Regions from separate parts of the Homo sapiens genome. Here region 2 is linked to region 1. Evidence: read pairs that join two places in POLR2A ChIA-PET (ENCODE). Cell type or tissue: PC-9. All regions are shown on one strand. Each heading gives the region's core, and the rest is flanking DNA. Links, peaks and the distances in the headings are about the cores only. Region 1 holds the start of GRK1 (G protein-coupled receptor kinase 1). Region 2 holds the start of TFDP1 (transcription factor Dp-1).

Region 1 (10,338 bases), core at 2,339-10,338:
ACACCACACCACGAACACACCACATTCCACATACCACACACAATACCACACATACCACGTACCACACCAGATACCACACCATACAGGTACCACACACCACACATACACATACCAAGTGACCACGAGGCCCCAGCACCCCAGTCAGACTTACACACACCGCACACACCACACAATCACACACCACACACTGCACACACATACACACCATATGCCACACACACACCACACACAACACACACACACACCCCACAAACCACATACGCGCACACAGCACACACCACGCACACTGACAGTGGCTCCCTGGCTGACGGTGGAGGGCGCAGGGTGTAGGGAAGAGGGCCGGCCGTGCCACAGCTGAGCGTGAGTGTTGCCCACCGAGATCCTCCCACCTCGGCTCTCGCCCCGCCCCCCACGCACTCTCTCAGGGCCCTGGCACGTGTCTCGCACTTGCCTGACCTGCCGCTGTCGGGAGCCTAAACCCTCGTGTTTATTTCTGAGAAGAATCCCTGTGTGACGCCTCATTCAGGCAGAAGGAAGGTGGGGACTGGGCGTAACAGACTCGCCGTTCCCAGCTGGTTCTGCACCACAGACCCCTGCACTCACTCCTGTGACTCCTGGTGCCCGATGACACCTCCACCGTCCACGAAGCCGTCAGCCCTCATGAACCCCCACCGTCCACACAGCCGTCAGCCCTCGTGAGGTTGTGCAGAGACCCCCAAGGAAGCTGCGCCCCGCCCTCCTCGTAGCCCTCATCCCTCCCAGCCGAGGGCACCTCCTACCGTCATTGTCCAGCAGCACGTTCTCGGGCTTGAGGTCGCGGTAGACGATCCGCCTCTGGTGCAGGTGCTCCAGGCCGCAGATGATCTGCGCCGTGTAGAAGAGGGCGCGCGGCTCCGGGAAGCCAGGGTTCTCCTCATTCACGTTGTAGATGTGGTACCTGGGGGAAGACACGTGGGAACCATGCACCCCGGGTTTAATGGGGAGTAAAATCATGGAAAGACAGAGCTGGGGCCTCAGAACCATGTCTCTCGGCCAGCGTTCTGGTCGTTTTGAGGCCTGGCCCCCCTACGTCCCTGCAGAGGACACCCGAAGGCCATGGTGGCTGGCGGCGTTAGCAGCTCAGGGACCCTGAACCCCAACTGCTAACAGGGAGAAAGTGCTGTCCACGTGCGTCTCCTGTCCGCCTGCTTTCCAGCGCGGGCCGCAGGTGCTAGGAAACAGCCCAGACCGTCTCAGGAAGGGGCCAGGCCGAGGCCGAGGTGGGATGCAGCTCCGCAGGCCCCAAGTTCATCAGACTCATGAAAGATTTGCAGTAAGGTGTTTCTTCTCAGCCTCTTTCCTCCCCCATAGAACATCATCTCTTATGTTTTCCACGGACAGGTTTTGCAGAGAAGCAAAACCTAACAAATAAAAGAAATGATTTAAACAAGAAATAATTTAAACGAGGTGGCACCAGGAGTATCGTCACAGGAAACAGGAGAGGAGGCCCTGGAGCCAGGCGGACCACAAGGCGGCCAGAGCCACCAGGCCCTCCCTGGGCACCCCTGTGACCGCGCTTCCTAGCACCCCTCCCCTCCTCCTGGACAACCCTGTGTGTGCACTTCCCAATGTCCCCTCCCCTCCGCCTGGGCACCCCCGTGTCTGCGTTTCCCAGCGCCCCCTCCCCTCCGCCTGGGCACCCCGTGTCTGCGTTTCCCAGCGCCCCCTCCCCTCCGCCTGGGCACCCCTGTGTCTGCGTTTCCCAGCGCCCCCTCCCCTCCGCCTGGACACCCCTGTGTCTGCGCTTCCCAGTGCCCCCTCCGCGTGGTGACTTAGTCTGGACTCACATTTCTCATCTGAAAAATGGGGCCACCAGCCTCACCTGGAGGAATTTCCTTGGAAATTAAAAGCAGGTGAGAATGGGGCATGGTGCTGCCAGCCACAGCCATGGCCCCTGCCCACTGCTAACCTTACGGGCATCAGACACTGCAGGTATTTCACACGTATTGTCTTAATCTCCGGACAGTCTCTGGACTCAGATATTATCTCTCCCCATTTTACAGACCAGGAAACAGAAGCACGCAGTGGCTAAGCGGCCCAGCTACCAAGCGAGCCTGTGATCTGATCCCCAGCACGGGCCTGGGGCCTGTCTCAGCGGCAGATCCGGGGCAGGACTTTGTGGAGGCAGCGCCACCTCCTCTCTGCCTGGGGACAGCAAGATCACGGCCCCCAGCTGGACTGATCTTGTCTCCAGCTCTAGGGTCAGCCCTAGGAGTGGGCGCTGGTGAAGTTCGTCTTCATTTACCCTCCTGGTGCAAGGCCCTCAGCCCTGCAGAGGCCCCGCCGACTGCATCACACGTCCCCCACAGCACCACGTGCCTCCCACACCCACACCAAGACCACACACAGGACGAGCCCTGATTGTCAGGTTGGGCGCCTCCCAGGCTCCTGCTCCGATGTGGGTCCAGGGTGCATTGTTTCAGGAACCAACAGCGAGAAGGGGATTGTGATGGGTGCAAGGCTTCCCTCGAGGGCAGGCCTGGGGCCACCATGGCTCTGCCTGTGGAAAGGAGCCCGGGCCCTGGAAACCCTGACCCAGTGGGACAGCGGGGCCCCCTCGTGCCCTCTGGCCCAGCCCTTACCTGATGTCACCTCCGTTCATGATGGTCATCACCAGACAGAGGTCGGCTTTGGTTTCAAACGCATAGGCCAGAGACACGATGAACCTGCTGTGTACTTTCATCAGAATCTTCTTCTCCACCATAGCACCCTGAAAAGTGAGACGCTGAGTACGCACTGGCTTTGAATAGGAAAGGGACTAGGTGCATCGCAGAGACCGTGTGCACCCGGCCACGCCCACTGCACACAGCCACGGAGCAGTCGCAAACATGCTTTAAATGCGCCTTTCACAAAGCAATTGCAAATGACTTCAAAACATGCCTGCACCCCCATTTCAGAAAACCAGACATGTGAATTCCTTCACATACAGGGGACTTCTGGTCTTCTGGGCCAGCCTCTGGCAAGGGGAGGCTCAAGCCCCAAGGCTGAGCAACATGGGTGAGGACCCTGCCAGCCCCGCCTGCCCAGCAATCCTGCAGCCACAGCCCTCCCTCCTGTCCAGGCCCCCGTGGGCTGGGCTCCCAGACCAGCACCTCCCAAACCCCCTCACCACTCTGCTTCATTTTGTCTTTATTTTGAAACCTCACAATGCTCCATTGAACGAGTTTGTAAGTGTCTGGATAAGGATAGCACATCCCTCTTTGAAGAGGGAATTCCTGATGTCGGAGGCCCCTTTCTGCACTTACATGGGGAGGTGTTCAGTTGATGTCAGTATGGAGTTCAGTTTGGTGACGGAAGTCAGGAAAAGAGGCTGAATGTTGGGTTAAATTTACAGTTAGATGTGAATGGCACGGTGGGGGAATTAGATGTCAAGAAAGCTAATTTTTAAAAATTACTGCTACAACCACACAGCATAGTTACTCGCCCCGAGTTCCACGGCGAGAACACGCAGATGTTCCAGGGCCTCCGCCCAGCGCTGTGAGCACCTGGTATTTCACCTTCACTGAGGGTTGAGGTTCCGCAGAGCCAGGGTGCACAGTGGCTGCTGCTTAACCCTAAGAGCTTCCTGTGCACTCAACACAGCTGCGTGGTGGGAGAGGGGCCAGGAGCCACGTGGAGTCAAAGTGCAGGGGGCTGGCTCAGGAGATCACGTCCACACCCGGCACAGCCGCTGCCCCTCACCCTTAAGACCTGTAAGCAGCTTCTGCTGATCCTGCCCCAGATGCACAGTCTGACGCCAGTGGGCAGAGCGGATGAAACTTAGAGCGGCCTGCGTGCCCGTCGCTCACTCCCACCCCCGAGGACAGCACACTCAGGGGAACAGTTCCTGCCCCCGGCGTCACGCCAGGCTCTGCCTCACAGAAACTGTCATCAGAGCGAGGCTGCCTCCGTCCTGCCTCAGTTCCTCCTGCATTCGCTGCGATCAGAGGAGCCAGGGCCCTGGAAAGTCTTCCACAGTCATGGCAAAGAATCCGGAGACCCTGCCCCTCTTCAGCCTCCCCTGAGAGGTCCTCTTTCCCCCACACTTGAGGCTAGTCTGTGGTTGGTGAAAAACCGACGAGTGAACGTGGCACGTCCCCACCCAAAAATGTGGAGGTCACTCTCCGAGGAGGGACTTCTGCACATGGACTGGAACTGCTCGTAACCGCACGGCCGCGGGGCGCCCACGTGGCGAGGCTGGCATGCATGCTCCCTTAGGCACCAGCTGTTAAGGGCCCCGGAGCCGACAGTGACCTGGGGGCCCTCTGCACCCTGCCGCCCCATCCCTGCACCCTGCCACCCCATCCCTGCTGGCCGGGTCGCGCTGCTCACCTGGTAGCCCTTCCTCTTCTTCAGCCGCTTCTTGTTCAGCTTCTTGCAGGCATACAGCTTGCCGGTCGCCTTCATCTGGCAGGCCGACACCTCCCCGAAGCCCCCTTTCCCTAGGACCCTGAAGTCCAGGAACCAGTCCTCCCCCATGGGCTGGGCTTCCAGCCACTTCCACTGCAGGAACCTCAGGAAGTACAGGCTGCCCAGGTACTCCTGGAAGGGGGCTTGGCCCAGGTGTGCCAGGGTGGCCTGCAGCAGGGGCTGGAAGAGCCCGTCCTGGATCTCCACAGGCCCCTCCTTAAACTTCGCCACTATCCCCTCATCCAGGAAGCTGCAGAAGAGTTTGGCCTGGGGGTCCAGGTACTGGGCCAGGATGGTCTGGGCCTTCTGTGGCTGGAGGTCATTGTCTGCCGTGTCATAGTCCTCGATGTCTTTCCAGAGCTCCAGGGCCGGCAGGTGCTTCTCTGCCGATTGTAGGAACTGCTGAAAGAGCTTCTTGCCGATGGGCTGCTCCAAGCACACACTCTCAAACTCCAGGCTGAGGCTGTCGCGGAGGGACTCACACTTGGACAGCGGGGGCAGCTTGAGCTTGGCCAGGTACTTCTTGTCCCGGGAGGGTTGGGAGCTGCTGCCGTCAAAGCTGCCTCGGGCGGCGATGAAGGCAGAGTTGGCCACCACGGTCTCCAAAGACCCGAAATCCATCCCGGAGCTTCCTGCCCGCTTCAGGCGTGAGGGCCCATCAGCCGAGGCCAAGCCGGGAGCGTTCACAGACAGAGCAGGCCTGACTGCTGCCCTTGGCCTGTGGCCCGTCCCTGCCCTTGCTGGACGAGAGAGACGCCCTGGCCCTGTCGAGGGTTCCTGGGGACCACTGGGAAGCCCCTGGGAGCCCGGGGCTGACACAGCACCAGGCTAAATCCCAGCCGGGGTCACGGAGGACGCTTAGGAGTGGCAAGAAGGTGCTAGAAAAAGACAATCCCCTGAGCTGCTTGGAATCCGATTAGATCATTCTGCCCGGCCCCTTCCTCCAAGGGGCCGCCTCACTTTTCCCCTGAGAAGGACAAACAACCACCAGGCTTCTGGGGCCCCTGGCTGGAGAGGCACTCAAAGCTCTGTTCTGAGCTGCTCCATCCAGCCCCTGGCTTCAGCAGCCAGGCTCAAGCCTGCTGTTTCCTTGGGATGTGGGCCTGACGGAGAGGATGGAGCCGGAAGAAACCGTAATTTACAAAGGCTGTTTTTCCCTATTTTTATTTTTAAGAAAATAGCAAATGAGAAAGAAAACCACCTGATAATAGGAATTTAGAGAGGAAAAGAAGCCCACAGTGACCAGCTTCCTGGGGGTCTGTAGGTGAGACCACCAGCGCTTACTGAGGGGTCAGTTCCCAGTCATTTGTCTTCTTCTCACCTGGGGTTTGCAGGCAAGGCAGGATTGTCAAGAGGCAGTTGCTGGTGACACCAGGACCAGGGAGCAGAAGATCCCCGGAGCTACATCAAACCAAGGCCCCACTCAGAGGGACGCATATGGAATACAGCTGGGGCTCACCTGGGACACACCTGGAATCCACCTGAGAAACACCTGGGGTACACCTGGGGCACATCTGGGACACACCTGGGACAGCTGGGACACACCTGGGGAACACCTGGGACACACCTGGGACAGCTGGGACAGCTGGGGAACACCTGCAACATACCTGGGGCACACCTGAGACCTGGGACAGCTGGGACAGCTGGTGAACACCTGGAACACACCTGGGGCACACCTGAGACCTGGGACAGCTGGGACAGCTGGGGAACACCTGGAACACACCTGGGGCACACCTGAGACACACTTGGGACAGCTGGGACACACCTGGGGTACATCTTGGACACACCTGGGACAGCGGGGGCACACCTGGGGCACACCTGAGACACTTGAAATGCAGCTGGGGAACACTTGGGACCCACCTGAGACACACCGGGGGCACATCTGGGGCACACCTGAGACACACCTGAGATACAGCTGGTGCACATGTAGGACACACCTGGGAGAGCTGAGGCACACCTGGGATATGCCTGGGGCACACCTGAGACACCTGAGACAGCTGGGGCACACCTGGGACACACCTGGGATGCACCTGGGGCACACCTGGGACACACCTGGGATGCACTGGGGGGCACACCTGAGACACCTGAAATGCAGCTGGGGCACTTGAGACCCACCTGAGACACACCTGGGGCACATCTTGGACACACCTGGGACAGCTTGGGCACACCTGAGACACCTGAAATGCAGTTGGGGAACACTTGGGACCCATCTGAGACACACCTGGGGCACACCTGGGATACAGCTGGTGCACACGTAGGACACACCTGGGACAGCTGGGGCACACCTGGGATATGCCTGGGGCACACCTGAGACAGCTGAGGCACACCTAGGACACACACCTGGGGCACAGCTGGGACACACTGGAGACAGCTGGGGCACACCTGGGACAGCTGGGGCACACCTGGGACAGCTGGGGCACATCTGAGACACACCTGGGATGCACCTGAGACACACCTAAGACAGCTGAGGCACACCTGGGATACAGCTGGGGCACACCTGAGACACACCTGGGACAGCTGGTACACACTTGGAGCACACATGGAATGCAACTGGGGCACACCTGCAATGCAGCTGTGACACACCTGGGACAGCTGGGGCACATCTGAGACAGCTGGGGCACACCTGGGACAGCTGGGGCATACCTCGGACACACCTGCAACACACCTGGGACACACCTGGGGATGGTCACACCAATAGGATTGTCAGCTTCATGAGGGCATGGCCCTGCCTGTCTTATTCCAGCACACAGTAGGTACTCAATAAAGGTTTGGAGAAGAATGAGGAGGAATTCAGCAGGGGATTGGTTCCAGCTCACACAGGGAGGAAGCAAAGGGTCGCAGAAAGGAAGAATGCCGGAGCATAGAGAGGTGGAGACTGTCAGCCCACCCCATTCCACGTGGGAGAAGAGGCAACTGTGGGAGGGCACTGGGGGCTGCACCTGGCAGGGTCTACAGAGGCCGAAGCGAGGGCCCGCAGACCGAGCCGACGTCCCCACGGTCTCCTGAGGGCTTTGGCAGGTGGATCACGAGTAAATATTTGAGGTGAGTGATATCCCATCGTTCACCAGGAGCCCTGCACGGGCCCAGCCCTGCCCTTCACAGCAGTGACCTTGGGCGGATCACGTTAACTCCTTCCTGCCTGCTCACCCAATGGGGCAACTGTGGTGCTTTGTGAAGTGTAGCCGTCTCTGCTGACGTCTCGCTGCCTGTCCTGGTTCATGCCTCAAACAGCTACACACATGAATCGCCCGGAGACCTTGCTGGAATAAAGAGTCTGCTTCAGTGGCCAGGTGGGCCAAGACTGCACCTGTAACAAGCTCACAGGTGGTGCTGATGCTGTGGAGGCGTAGGGTCTGAGGAGGATGGCTTCCTGTTGGACTGGGGGCCGTTCCACCTGCAGTCATGTTGGGAAGCGTTCGGTTAAATAAAGTTAAATATGTTAAACAAGCAAAGTTAAAAATATGTGAAACGTGTCCATCACAGGGTTTATTCAGTGATTTCAGAGTGAACGTGTCTCTCAAAGAGAAGTAAAGTATGTCGTTTCCCAAATTCATTTGGCCCTGAAAATCCCTTTTTAATTAAACTCTTTATTCTGTGATAATTGTGGATTTACATGCCATGTTAAGAAACAATCCAGAGAGATCCTGTGTACCCTTAACTCTGTCTCCTGTAATGATGACATCTTGCCAAGTAGCGAGGATATTGGCATCCATATGGCTGAGACAGAGGCCGCCTCCATCCACGGGACCCTCCTGTGCTGCTCACAGATGCACCGAAGTTCCCCCAGCCCGCCCTGCTCAATGCCCGGCAACCACGACTTCTCTAAGCACGTCACATGAATGGAGTCAGACACTATGTAGCCTTTCAGGACCTGCATTTCTCACTCAGCACTGTTCCCAGGTGTCAGCCATTCCCTCCTCGTCTCTGTGGTGTGCTCCACAGAGGAGAGTGCCACAGTCCGTTTCGCCGTTCACCGGTTGAAGGACGGCTGGATCGTTTCCAGTGTTTAGCTATAAAGCTGCTATAAACATCTGTGTAGGCCTTTGTGTGAATAGAAGTTTCTATTTCTCTGGGGTAAATGCCTAAAAGTGTCGTAATTGCACGTTTAGTTTTGAAGAAACCGGCAAGCTGTTTTCTGGAGTGGCCGTGCCATTTTACATTCCCACCAGCGATGGTGAGCAGATTCTTCCTCAGGATCCTCCCCAGAGTTTAGCGCTGCCACAGTCTTGTTTTGGCCCTCCTGGTAGGTGTGGAGTATTCCCTTACGGTTGTAATTTACATTTCCCTAATGGTGGAAGAACACCTTTCCATGTGTGCATTGCCATCTGTGCGTGCTCTTGGGTGAAATGTCTCTTCACATCTTTTGACCATGTAACAACTGGATTGTTTGCTTTCCTGTCATGAGTTTTGAGATTCTATCAATATCAGATAGCAGTCCTTTGTCAGACATGCGGTTTTCGAATATCCTCTCCCAGTGATAGCTTCTCTTTGCCTCCTTTCTATATGGGCTTTCATAGAGCAGAAGTTTTAAATTTTGTTGAATATAAATATTATAGATTGTGCTTTTGGTGTTGTCCAGCCCCAGATCTTGAAGATTTTCTCCCATATTTTTCCTAAAAGTTTTATAGTTTTACAATTTACATTTACGTTCATATCCACTTTGGGTTACTTTTTATAGAAGGTTTAAGAGGTTGAAGGTCTTTTTCCTCCCCCTTTGGCCAATGGATATCCAATAGCTCCAGCACTGTTTGTTGAAAAGGTTATTTTTGCTTCATTGAATTCCTTTTGCGCCTTTGTCAGAAATCAGTTGCACATATTGTGTGGGTCCACCTCTGGATTTTCTCTTCTGTTCCATTGATCTATGTGTCTCCCTCTGACCATACCATACAATCTTGATCACCACAGCTACATAATAAGCTTTGAAATTGGGTAGACTGAGTCCTCCCATTTTATTCTTGTTTTTCAAAAAAAATTTCAAAAAATGTTTAAAAAACCCTATGTTCAAAATATGCAAGAAAATATTTACTTATTCTAGTTCCTTTGCTTTTCTATATAAATTTTAGAATAATCTTGTATATATCTACCAAAAACATTGTGTCTGGATTTTGATAGGAATTATGTTGCACCCTATATCAATTTGGGGAGATTGATCTCTTTGTTATGTTGAGTCTTCCACACTACAAACATAGTGTGTGTCTCCATTTATTCAAACTCTAATTTCTTTCATCAATATTACATGGGTTTCAGCATGCAAGTCCTGTACATGTTTTGTTATTAACACCTAAATATTCCTCTTGGTGTTGAGCAATCATAAATGGTATTGTGTTTTTAATTTTGGTATCCATATGCCTATTGCTAGTATATAGATGTACAGTGGATTTTTGCACCTTCATCTCATATCCTGAGACCTTGCTAAACTCACTTAACAGCTGTAGGAGTTTTGTTATGGATTCTTTGAGATTTTCTACATAAGCATTCATGTTATCTGCAAATAAGGACAGTTTTATTTCTTCCTTTCTGATATTCATGCTTTTTATTTCCTCTTCTTGTTCATTGCTCTAGCTAGAACTTCCAGTACAATGTTGGATAAAAATGAGGGGCTTGTTCCCGGTCTTGGGGTAAAAAACGTTTCATCTTTCACCATTGGGCATACTGTTAGCTGTGGGTTTTTTGTCAATGCTTTTAATCAAGTTGAACAGGCTTCCTTCTACTCTTGGTTTGCTGAGAGCTTTTGTCACATGGAAGCTGAATTTCATCAAATGCTTTTTCTTTGCTGATTGATATGATTGTGTGGTTTTTCTTCAGCCTGTTAATGTGGTGGATCACACTGATTGGGTTTTGAATACTGAACCAGCCTTGCATTCCTGGAATACATCCCGCTTGGTCATGGCATTTGCTTTTTATACTTTG
Region 2 (11,373 bases), core at 2,077-10,076, 81 kb after region 1:
AGGATGGTCTCAATCTCCTGACCTTGTGATCCACCTGCCTCGGCCTCCCAAAGTGCTGGGATTACAGGCGTGAGCCACTGCGCCCGGCCCAACCTATAATTTTCTAATTTTTAATATCCCTTCAGAGTTTCTCTAACCTCATCCTATGTAGAAAAAAAAAATCCTGAAATATGAAAAGACTCTTGTAAAAACAAGCACGTCATCATAGATTTCTTCAACACTTAAACCTGAGGGGGCTAAACTGACAACCTTCTTAACCTCAAATGTAAAGTTGTTTCTTTATGAGGACAAAAGAAGGCCTGAGTCGCTGAATCCTGTTCCCAGAACTCACTCCTTCAAGCACTGAAGGAAACAGCAGTTTGTTGCTGCATCAGGTTCACCTCTTCAGGCCTGAACTTCACCATCCAGGTCTGTAAAAGGACACCTGGTGGTAGACCCTTAGAGGAGCTCATTGGTCCCCTCTTGGCATTAGCAGAGCCTCGTGACAGCATCACTCAAACGCCTCCATGGTGGGACGCACACAGTTCTCTTGGTCCCCAGCTCTCAATTTCAGGATTTCCCCATAAACTCACAGGACACAAACAGGCACCACAGAACGGCTTTCACAACCAAGGCACGTGAATACCGGGCAGTGACGTCCACAGCCACGTTCTCTGCACAGGGAGCTGACCAGGTCCAAGTGCCCGCACAGCCCAAGAGCGAGTTCAGATGCCCTGCATCTTTACCAATGGCAGGAGGAGCTTGGAGAGGCGAACGGGACCCCAGAAACAGCCCCACACGGGCTACATCCCGAAGTCTTACAGCAAAAGCATCCCTGTAATGTTTGATGAATTCATCATCTGCCTGCCTTCCCACTTACAAACTTTCATGACACTGGACAATCGTGTGTGACGACAGGATGTTCCGAGGTAGGGAGGGGAGAGGCAGAGCTCTGCCTGATCCCACCAAGGGTCATGCTGCCTGGGCAGGCAGGAAACTTGGCCGCAGGCTGAGATGCCAGTGCCAAGCCACACTCCCTCACCCAAGGGCCCTGCCAGCCCAGCTCTAGAACAACTTGAGCCCCTGCAGCTGGACTGACTCGTGACAAGGGTCTGTCCGACTCTAAGGAGGTGCCAAAGCACCTTCCAAGACTGAATCTGAGGACGGTTCCGAGCACCACCGGTACCTGCAACGGGAGCCCACAGATCTGCGGGTCAGAGCCACCCTGTTCAGGAACCAGAGGACAGCCTCCCTAGGCCCTGAGGCGGAGGGCCTGAGATGTTTCGAGGACAGTTCAGAAACTCAAAGAGTCTGTACGGACCTCCCAGGGTGTCTCCAAACTTAAGACAGGACTGCACCTGAGGCTATCACAGACCGGGTGGGCCAGGCATGGAAACAGACAGTCCCCACAGCAAGGAAATCCTCCCCATATTGCCAGGAGCAGCCCATAATCTTGATCATAAATTTCTGTAAGTGATCCATGCTATGCCAGCGCTCCTGCTGGGCAAGACCAGGCCTCAGGTTCCCGGAGCCAGCCAGGTGGCCGTATGGCAGCTGACTCCTGTTCTCCACATTCTCCCACTTAACAGAGTATAAACACAAATATTCCATTTGAATTTACCATTTTAATTCAAATAAGTGCAATAAAATAAAAAGTCCCTGAGCAAGACAACAGAAACCTAATCCTTCTCACCATTTCTCCAGCTGGGCCCACTCAAGGACCATCAAAGGCAGCCACCTTCTAGGCTGTTTCCTCCTTCTGTGACCCTACATCACCCACTCCAGCACCGCCACTCACTCTCCACCCACAACACCATCACCACACTCACTCTCCTCCAGTCTACCACCATCACCACTCACTGTCCACCCACAACACTACCATCACTCACTCTCCACCCACAACACCATCACCACACTCACTCTACCAACTCCACCATCACCACTCACTCTCCACCTACACCACCATCACCACTCTCTCTCCCCCAGTCCTACCACCACTCACTCTCCATCCAATCTACCATCACCACTCACTGTCCCCGAGTCTACCACACTCACTCTCCGTCCAATCTACCATCACCACTCACTCTCCACCACTCCAGCACCACCACTCACTCTCCATCAAGTCCACCACCACTCACTCTCTAACTACTACACCATCACTGATCACTCTCCTCACTGCTCCACAGTCATTTCCTACCCACTCTGCAAACTTTTCAGAGTACCTCTCTCCTCCCTCGTGTGTAGCTCCTTGCCATATAGACCTTCACACCCACTGCCTGTCAACTGCTGTTCAAAGATGACACCCCCAGAGGACTGACCTCATCCTCTTCTTTCTGCCCCTCACTCACATGGAGCCATTTGTGGCCTTTTCCCACCCGCTTGTCTCCCTGTGCCCTACTTGAGGTTGGAAGCTCCGGAGTTGTTTTTCTCTTGTGTTCTCTCCAGAACCTTCCAGCCTCAGGTCTTGGATGTCCTTGTTTCTCCTCCTCCATGGTGACTACCAGGGCCTAGCTCCAGCTCCCTGCATCCTGTGGCCCCTCATGGCCCTCTACAGAGGCCCCAGGGCACTTAGAAGCTGGAGGCCTGCCTCCTTCAACCCAAGTGGCACAGCTTTCCCCCAGCATAAAGGCTTTTGACATACACCTGTGGTTTTACTGCAGTACCAGTGCTTTTAAAAACCTAACTGGTGGGCTGGGCACAGCGGCTCACGCCTGTAATCCCAGCACTTTGGGAGGCCGAGGTGGGTGGATCCCCTGAGGTCAGGAGTTCAAGACAAGCCTGGCCAACATGGTGAAACCCCGTGTCTACTAACAAAAAATTAGCTGGGTGTGGTGGCGCGCCTGTAATCCCAGCTATTTGGGAGGCTGAGGAGAAGAACTGCTTGAACCCAGGAGGCCAAGGTCACAGTGAGCTGAGGTCGCGCCATTGCACTCTAGCCTGGGCAACAAGCAAAACTCCGTCTCAAAAAACAAAAACAAAACACCTAACTGGTTATCGATGTTCCCTTCTGCAAAAGCTGCCAACATCATCTTTTCAAAACTCAAATGTCACACCTCTACTTAAAAGAGTTAGCTAGGCCGGGCGCGGTGGCTCACGCCTGTAAGGCGGGTGGATTGTTGAGGTCAGGAGCTCGAGCCCAGCCTGGGCAACATGGTGAAACCCCATCTCTACTAAAAATACAAAAAAATTTGCCAGGCATGGTGGCACATGCCTGTAATCCTAGCTTCTCGGGAGGCTGAGGCGAGAGGATTGCTTAAACCCAGGAGACAGAGGTTGCAGTGAGCCAAGATCGCGTCACTGCACTCCAGCTTGGGAGACAGAGTGAGACTCTGTCTCAAAAAAAAAAAAAAAAAAAAGAGCTAGCGAAAACATCAAATTCCTTGACTTGTTCACAACCTCACTTTCCATCCAGACCCAGCACTCCTGACCACTCCCAGGCTTTGAGCAGGGAAGGCCTCACCAGCTGCAGAATCCTACTCTCCTCCCAGCGCCAACCCCCAACTCAGATCACAACCCCTGAGTGCAAGGTGAGCCCCCAGCCCCTGTGCCTATGCAGTTCCTGACAAATGCTGCGTCTCAGGTGCCCACACTGGATGGAGCATTCAGGGTCCTGCAGAGCCGGACCACCTTTCCACACGCCCCCCACCCCCAGCCTCACACTACATGCTGCTCACAGACAGTGCCAGTGAAATCACGGGGGAATGAAAGAGGGCCCCGAAAACACCATCCATTATGTATCAAAGCGTGTTTGAGAACCATCTGAGGAAACCACACAGGAAACCACACAACACCAGAAGCGTGCTCTAACCGAGGCCCTGGGTCCAGCTCCTCACCATGAGGAGATGTAATGAACATGGCTTGCGCGCTGAGCACATGCCCACATCTGGCATTCTGAGTGCATGCCCGCACGAGGTCAGGGCATGGTACGGACAAGCACAGTGGAGAGGATAAAAGTAGTCTCGCAGCACAGCCAGATATGACTTCAAAAACTCACACTGGGTCCACCTGGGTGCTCACACACCCTCTCTAAAGGGGACCCCAGTGCTTGAAGGCAGGGATGCCGTGTGACATGCCTGGTCGCAGGTCAGGGAGGGCAGACACCCCAAAAGGCCTCGCAGGGACCACTGAAACCTCTGCGCCAACGGAGAGGGCTCCACACTCTGGACGCATTTTCGCTACAGATGTATCTCAGGCAGAGGCAGCATGTGCGGACTCTTTCCAACTCTGTGCGGTAAGTAGGTAAACACATCAACAGCACCTTTCACTCAGTTACAAAACGATGCACGGTGGGAAACACTAAAGAATCCAGCTGGTGTTTCAGTGACTGACATAACCAAGCACGGTAAAGAACCGCACACCAATAAAATAGACTAAATTTCTGGCTTTAAAAAATTTTCAAAATATTCTATAGTTTCATGACAACTGCAAAGCAGGCTAAGTAGCATTTTTTACCAGATTTCATAAATCAGGAAATCTCATCCTTCTGAGAAAAAAAGTGGCCAAAACAAGTCCTTAGCTCTTGGTCCACCCAAGTGGAATTAACTTCCTCTGTAGGAAGACAGGTGCCAGCAGGTGGCTACAGCCTGAGCCCTGAGCCTGGCCCCCGTCCAGCGTCTCATGTGGAAGCCCCCCAAGAAATGCAGGATTCGCTGCGGTGCTGCAACACCCTCCACCTCAATTTAATTAAGGCGTTTATTTAAAATTATCAATTAACACAGTCGGTAAAGATAAGGAAAAAGTCAGAAGGCACCACCCCATCACCACCCAACTGCAGTGTGGTATCCAAGGCCACAACTTGTGGGTGGTGACCGCAGCTTCAGAGATCAGATCCTTCCATCTTTCACCTTCATCCCGCTTCAGACGCTTTAAAAGTCTGAAAATAAACACTACTGTAGCTTATGTGTTGTCATTCTGAAATAAAGGCAGAGAACTACAAAGAATTTAGTGCGAGGCAAACATTCGTGTGCAGCATGAAGCAAACATACTTACATCTTTTGCCATGTTACCAGATCCGGGAAATCAATGCTACAAATGTTCACCTTCCCAGAGAAGAAAAATGATTTTTCTGGTAAAAAAAAAAAAAAAAGTAAGGAAAAACAAGAAATAAGTAAGAATGAAAAACGAAGTTTAAAAAATAACACATCTCAAAGGAAACGCGGACCTTCCTTCCCAAAGGCACCCTCCATCCTGAGAGCGGAGCTGGCCAAACCGACTCCCACACTCAGGATTTTCAGTCGCCTCGCCAGACGGAAATGCCCCCTGCGGAAAAGTGGCCCGCGGGCCCGCAGGGTCACCACCACTACCCCCAGGTCCCCGACGGCCCGCCCAGCGGCCGAGGGTGGGGCCGAGCCCCAGGAGCCAGGGCGCAGCGCCTCCCTCCCGCCGCTGCAGGGGGGTGCCCCACCACCCACCTGGGCACAGCCCCGGGGTCCCGGCGCAACGTGCAGGCTCGCGGCGTCCACCCCAGACCCCGGCGGCGCCCGCCCGGCTGACCGGTAACTCTGACAGGTGGGCTTCCGGGGTCCGCGCCGCGCGCCTGTCACTAGGCCTCGGGCCGCCTCCGCACGAGGCGCCTCCCGCGCGCGCCGGAACCGGGTCCCCGCGGGCCGCCGTGGGGCGGCCTCCCCTCCCCCGCCCTGCGCGCTCCGGCCGACCCTGGCCCCAGCCCCGGCCCCGGCCCCGGCCCCACCTCCAGCGTGGGGCGCGGACGCTGCTGTCGGCCGGGAGGGCCGGGCCCGGGACCCCCGCCCCGCGGTCACCTGGGGAGCCCCTACCAGCGCCGAGCGCGCGGGGTCCCCGAGGCACAGGAGCGCGCAGGGCGCGGGAGGGCGCGGGTCGGGGCCGCGCGGCGCCTACACGCGGCCGGGGCAAGGGATGGGGTGGCCGGGGGTCCCGCCCGCACCCCCGGCTCCCGCCCGCGGCTCCCGCGGCATCCCCTGCCCACCCGCACCTGGCTGCCCGGTCCGGCCGCGCGGGCGGGGACGCGGAGAGGGCGCGGTGCGGAGCGCGGGGCGGCGCGGAGAGGCGCGGGCTGGGGCCGGGCCGGGCGGTCCCGGCCGTGGCGGGGTCCCTGCCCTGGGCCGAGTGGCGCCGGGACGCGGGGCTCACCCTGGCCGAGCGTCGGGCCGGCGTGACGTGCGCGCGGCGCGGTGACGTGGGCGGCGGCGGGCCCGCTCCGCGCAGCGCGCCTGCGCGCCTTTTCGCGCCTTCGGCGCCCTCCTCCTCCTCTTCTGCTGCTCCTCGGTCTCCCGCTCCTCCCGCCAGTGCTGCGCGCCCTGGGAGAGCGGGGAGGGGCTGTGCGCGCGTGTCCGTGTGTGCGCGTGCGCGTGCGGAGATGTAGCTGGGGCCTGCGCCGGGACGGGCAGTGCGCGCGCGCGGCGTGCGCTCGGCGGCCAAGGGACTGTGTTTGTGCGCGCCTCTGACTGTGTGTGTCCGGAGAGAGAGGTGGCCGGCTGTGTGCAAGAGTGTGTGTGCACATGGGGGAGCGGGGCCGGCTATGTGCACGAGTGTGTGTGCATGTGGGGGAGCGGGAGCTGGTGTGTGCACGTGGGGGAGCGGGGCCGGCTGTGTGCAAGAGTGTGTGTGCACGTGGGGGAGCAGGGACTAGTGTGTGCACTAGTGCATGTGCACGTGAGGGAGCGGGGACTGGTGTGTGCACTAGTGTGTGTGCATGTGAGGGAGCGGGGACTGGTGTGTGCACTCGTGTGTGTGCATGTGAGGGAGCGGGGACTGGTGTGTGCACTCGTGTGTGTGCATGTGAGGGAGCGGGGACTGGTGTGTGCACTCGTGTGTGTGCATGTGAGGGAGCGGGGACTGGTGTGTGCACTCGTGTGTGTGCATGTGAGGGAGCGGGGACTGGTGTGTGCACTCGTGTGTGTGCATGTGAGGGAGCGGGGACTGGTGTGTGCACTAGTGTGTGCATGTGAGGGAGCGGGGACTGGTGTGTGCACTAGTGTGTGCATGTGAGGGAGCGGGGACTGGTGTGTGCACTAGTGTGTGCATGTGAGGGAGCGGGGACTGGTGTGTGCACTCGTGTGTGTGCATGTGAGGGAGCGGGGACTGGTGTGTGCACTAGTGTGTGTGCATGTGAGGGAGCGGGGACTGGTGTGTGCACTAGTGTGTGTGCATGTGAGGGAGCGGGGACTGGTGTGTGCACTAGTGTGTGTGCACATGGGGCAGCAGGTAGGGGGCCGGGTATGTCAGGATGTGTGTTTGTGTGCAGGGAGCAGAGAGTGCCGGCTGTGTGCGCGAGTGTGGGGGGGGGAGCAGGGACTAGTGTGTGCAGGAGTGTGTGTGCACTTGGAAGAGCGGGGCCGGGTGTGTGCTTGAGTGTGTGTGCTCAAAGAGGAGAGCCAGCTGTGTGTGCGCCTGTATGCACGGAGGAGAGGGGGCCGCTTGTGTGCACGAGTGTGTGTGCACATAAAGGGCCGACTGTGTGTGGGGCTGTGCATGTATGGAGAGCAGGTGTGTGCATAGACGTGTGTATGTGGACACACGGAGGAGAGCAGGTGTGTGTGCGTGCGTGGCACAGAGGCCTCTGCCTCTGCTGGACCCGGTGGCCTCCAAGCCCACGACGGGCCTCCGCCCAGATTCCCAACAATTCTGGGCGTCCTCGGTGCCCACCGGACGCAGCCTGGCCCGGGACTCGGGAGGGAAAGCAGGGACAGGAAAACTCCAGAAACAGTTTCATTGCATGGTGAGCCTGGTGGTCCCGGAGTCTTGGAGACTTAATCCACCCTGGAGGGCCCCGCCGCTAGGGCCAGGCCCGAGCACCCCAGCCAAGGGCGGGCTAGGCCAGAGAAGAGTCCGAAGTTCAGGGCCACAGCAGGCGGCAGAGGCTGGTGCGCGCCGAGGGTAAGGAACATCTACAGAGGACTTGAGGAGCTGACCAAAGGCCTCTCTGCCTGTGCGGTGTATTATTACATGACAGCCCACTTTGCACGTTTTATGCTGATTTTGGCCACTCCTGCCCCTCAGGCAACGCCGCACCCCCTAAAGCTCTGGTCACTTGGCTTAAACTGCTTACAAGTTAGCACCCGTTTCTTCTTTGAAGACTACCAGAAACGCTCACTTTCTGCGAGCTGGTTCACACAAATAGATACTTAGAGAACACTGATGTTCCTCAAATGGCCCTATCTTCCTAGGTCCGTTCCTTCTGTTTCACAGGGATTCTTTATGTGTTCCTAAATGTCAGTATTTGAGCCCTGATGGCAACAGTGACACCCTCCCAGCCTCTGGGGACTTCTCCCTGAGACCTGGGGGCTCCAGTTAGGAGGATACACACGTAGGGTCCAAAATTGGGGTCTTAAACGTCTTCCCCACAAATTCAGGATTCTGATAATTCAACAATGTTTATATGGCTGATAACTAATATTATTCAAAGAAGTTTCTGCACAAAAATCACTGTACTGAGATACTCCGAACGCGCACGAGGCACTGCGGCAATGAATGCTCACGGTGCTCTGTGTGGCTTAGGAAAAGGGCAAAAAGTTACTCCCTTTTTCCTCTCCATAGCCACATGTTCCACAGAAAGCCCTCGTTTCTCTTAACAAAAGTTAACAGAATTCCCTCTAAAATTTTGGTTGATGATCCAAATATTTTTAGCCACTGCCTTGCCTTGCAGTCTCTCGATTGGGTTGCTGAAATGCAAACTTCCTAAATAAGCCCATAACCCTCGGAATTTATCTAAGCCTTTGGCCTCCCTGTATCTCTGGAGCCTGGGCTGTTTAGGAGATAGGGTTCTTTGAATGATGCACTCGTTCAGGTGTTGACTTGCACCACATGCCAGAGGCTGGGTTCAGCCCTATGGTTGGGGCCAGATACTGTCTTGTTTTGTGCATGTGGGCACCAGATTCAGCTACCGTCCCAAATATTACATGGAAATGGCCTGTGCTGTGTTTTACTAGAAGTGAACGTGTCCTTCCCAGGAAAAGTCTTCATCTCGCAAAAGCTGTGTGTGTGTCTGCTCCAGAGTCTCCAGGCATGGTGCAAACTCTCCCCACCAATTCCACACCCCCATTAAACTGTCCTCTCTTTCAGAGAGAGAGAATTTTCTAACCCTGTTTTAATTCTAAATCTGCTGATTACATATCCAGATTGTCTTTTGTTTCCCTCCTCGATGACATTGGTCTTTTCTCCAACCATCTCCTATTTTCTGCCTTCTTCCATCACTATGGCAAGAGGCCTTCAGTGGGAGGACAAGCAGGAGGCAGGGACTCATGGAATTTATGGGGAAAGTTAAAAAATAATATTCCTGGATATGCGTAAATGGCATTTTCTTGATCTTTAGTAAAATGTCAATAAAGGCATCTCTAGAAAACTTTGCTCTGTGTATTTGAGTGTATCATAAAACACAGGAAAATCTGTGCGCTTTCCCAACCTCCAGGTCTGTCCCGTGTGGCTCTCCTTTGCTCTCACAGATCAACACTCCTAAGTCCCCCCACCACCCCCAGACACAAAGACATTTTTTGTCTCTCTCCTACTGCGTTATTGCTCCTTTTTAAAATTCCCGGTCAAATCCCAAGTTCTCCCTCTTGGAAGGAAAGTCAGTTGTGATCCTGCCACATTAGCATGCTATAATATTATTTCTGTCTTAAAGACTGTCGCATTCATTTATAGTCTGAAACCACAGTTCTTTCAAAATCACCCCTTGGATCTGACAAATTCTAGAGGATCATATCACCAGATTTATAAAAGTTGAATTTACCCGAATCAACCAATTTTGCCTACTCCTTAGACATGTTCCCTTGCTTTGATCTGGATTCTTTTCTGGCTTTTGTGATGAGAGACCCCTTGGTACCTTGGCCATTGACTCCGAGATTCTCCTGAAGTGTGCCTGCCCTGCGGCTTGCTTCGCTCTGGCTAAGATGATGTCAGGTGATGTCCTGTGGAGTCCCATGATTTCAGGTTGAAAGATCTGTGTTCTCCTGGCGTCATCTCCTTTCCCCATAGCACCCATTTGTCCTCAGCCCAAGGTGAAGCCAGCACCAGGAGCCTACAGAGTAATTTTGTTTGAGAAATGTGGCCTCACATGCAATTGAGTGCCTTTGGGCATTTTTGTGCTGCCTGCCCACTCCTCTTACGGATTCACAGAAGGATCTTAGCATCCACTGACACCAATGCTGAGATGATGGGGCACCACATCACTGTGGATAAGTGATCTTAGCCTCTGTGATGGGCACGTTCCTTTAACTGAGAAATACGTGGATAAAAATATAGTTTGTTAATAAGAAGACGAAACCACAGTTTCGAAACCCTTGCCTTCCCTGCATTCCTCCCTCCGCAAGCATTTCTGAGCTCCTACTAAGTGCCAGACACAACTCTGGGTGCTGATATTACGCAGATTAATAAGAGACTGCCCAGAGTCAAACTGGAGAGACAGATGCACCTGCAATTATAATGGATGTGACCTGGTGGGACAAGCTCATATTCACGATTGGGAAGGGGGGTATGGAAGCACAGAACAATGATTTCTCCGTGCACACAGTTGGCAACACTTCATGGAGAAGGTGACAATTGAGAGAGACTATGACCAGCTGAGTACACAGGTGTGTCTGAGTGTGTGTGTGTGTGTGTGCACAAACAGAAACAGATCAGTTTTGGAAAATGCTCTTAGCAGTTTGTCCCATTATCCAGAACTTAGCTCATGGCCACATTGACCTAGAAGATGCTGGAAATAGAGTCATTACCCTGGGCCATATGACTGCCTAAGCATTTAAAGATCTACAAAAGAATAACGTGGAGAACAGATATTGGGAGACAATTGGCAGTTTCTTCCGATTGATGAAGAGACTCATGTTTCAGAGAGGTGAGGAGGATCGGTTGGAGAAAGACATCTGAGATAGGACATCAGTCAGAAGATGAAGAACCAAGGGTCCTGATGCAAACAAACCAAGGCCAGCATGAGCTGAAAGCAGGCCACTGCAGGATCAGTGCTAATCAAGGTGCTAGCTCAGAAACGACGCAGCAGGCCGGGTGCAGTGGCTCACGCCTGTAATCTCAGCACTTTGAGAGACAAGGTCTCTTTTCGAGACCAGCTGGCCAACATGGTAAAACCCTGTCTCTACTAAAAATACAAAAAAAATTAGCTGGGCCTGGTGGTAGGCACCTGTAATCCCAGCTATTCGGGAGGTTAAGGCAAGAGAATTGTTTGAACCTGGGAGGTGGAGGTTGCAGTGAGCCGAGATCGCGCCACTGCACTCCAGCCTGGGTGACAGAGCAAGACTCCTTCTCAAAAGGATTAAAAAAAAAAAAAAAAAGCAATGCAAGCAAGAACCAAGCAGCCAGTCCAGACAGAACCAGGACACTGAACAGATGCTAGAATGACTCTGCGCCAGATCTCATCAGAGCCCTGTGCTCCAGACTCACGTCCTGCCTGGGAGCTTTCCAAGGGCT

Evidence for each region. Peaks named below come from ENCODE experiments on the same cell type or tissue, not always from the same donor. Only the 100,000 strongest peaks of a DNase experiment are listed, where the experiment ranks them.
Region 2: POLR2A ChIA-PET joins it to region 1 with 13 read pairs; 2 of 35 experiments call an interaction of 5 or more read pairs at or near these places.

Annotation. Positions count from the first base shown.
Region 1 is chr13:113,662,098-113,672,435 of GRCh38, reverse strand. It overlaps GRK1 (G protein-coupled receptor kinase 1), which reads right to left and starts at 5,217. Exons shown (of 7, transcript NM_002929.3): 1 at 4,351-5,217; 2 at 2,622-2,749; 3 at 780-937. The coding sequence starts at 5,049. In PC-9, for the core only: no CTCF peak of the experiment used is centred there; no DNase peak of the experiment used is centred there; H3K27me3 peaks cover 6,987 bases.
Region 2 is chr13:113,579,445-113,590,817 of GRCh38, reverse strand. It overlaps TFDP1 (transcription factor Dp-1), which reads right to left and starts at 6,065. Exons shown (of 12, transcript NM_007111.5): 1 at 5,930-6,065; 2 at 4,969-5,044. The coding sequence starts at 4,980. RefSeq lists enhancers at 3,693-4,293, 6,271-7,242, 7,243-8,216 and silencers at 5,233-5,602, 5,973-6,302. In PC-9, for the core only: no CTCF peak of the experiment used is centred there; a DNase peak (open chromatin) is centred at 6,277; H3K4me3 peaks cover 1,821 bases.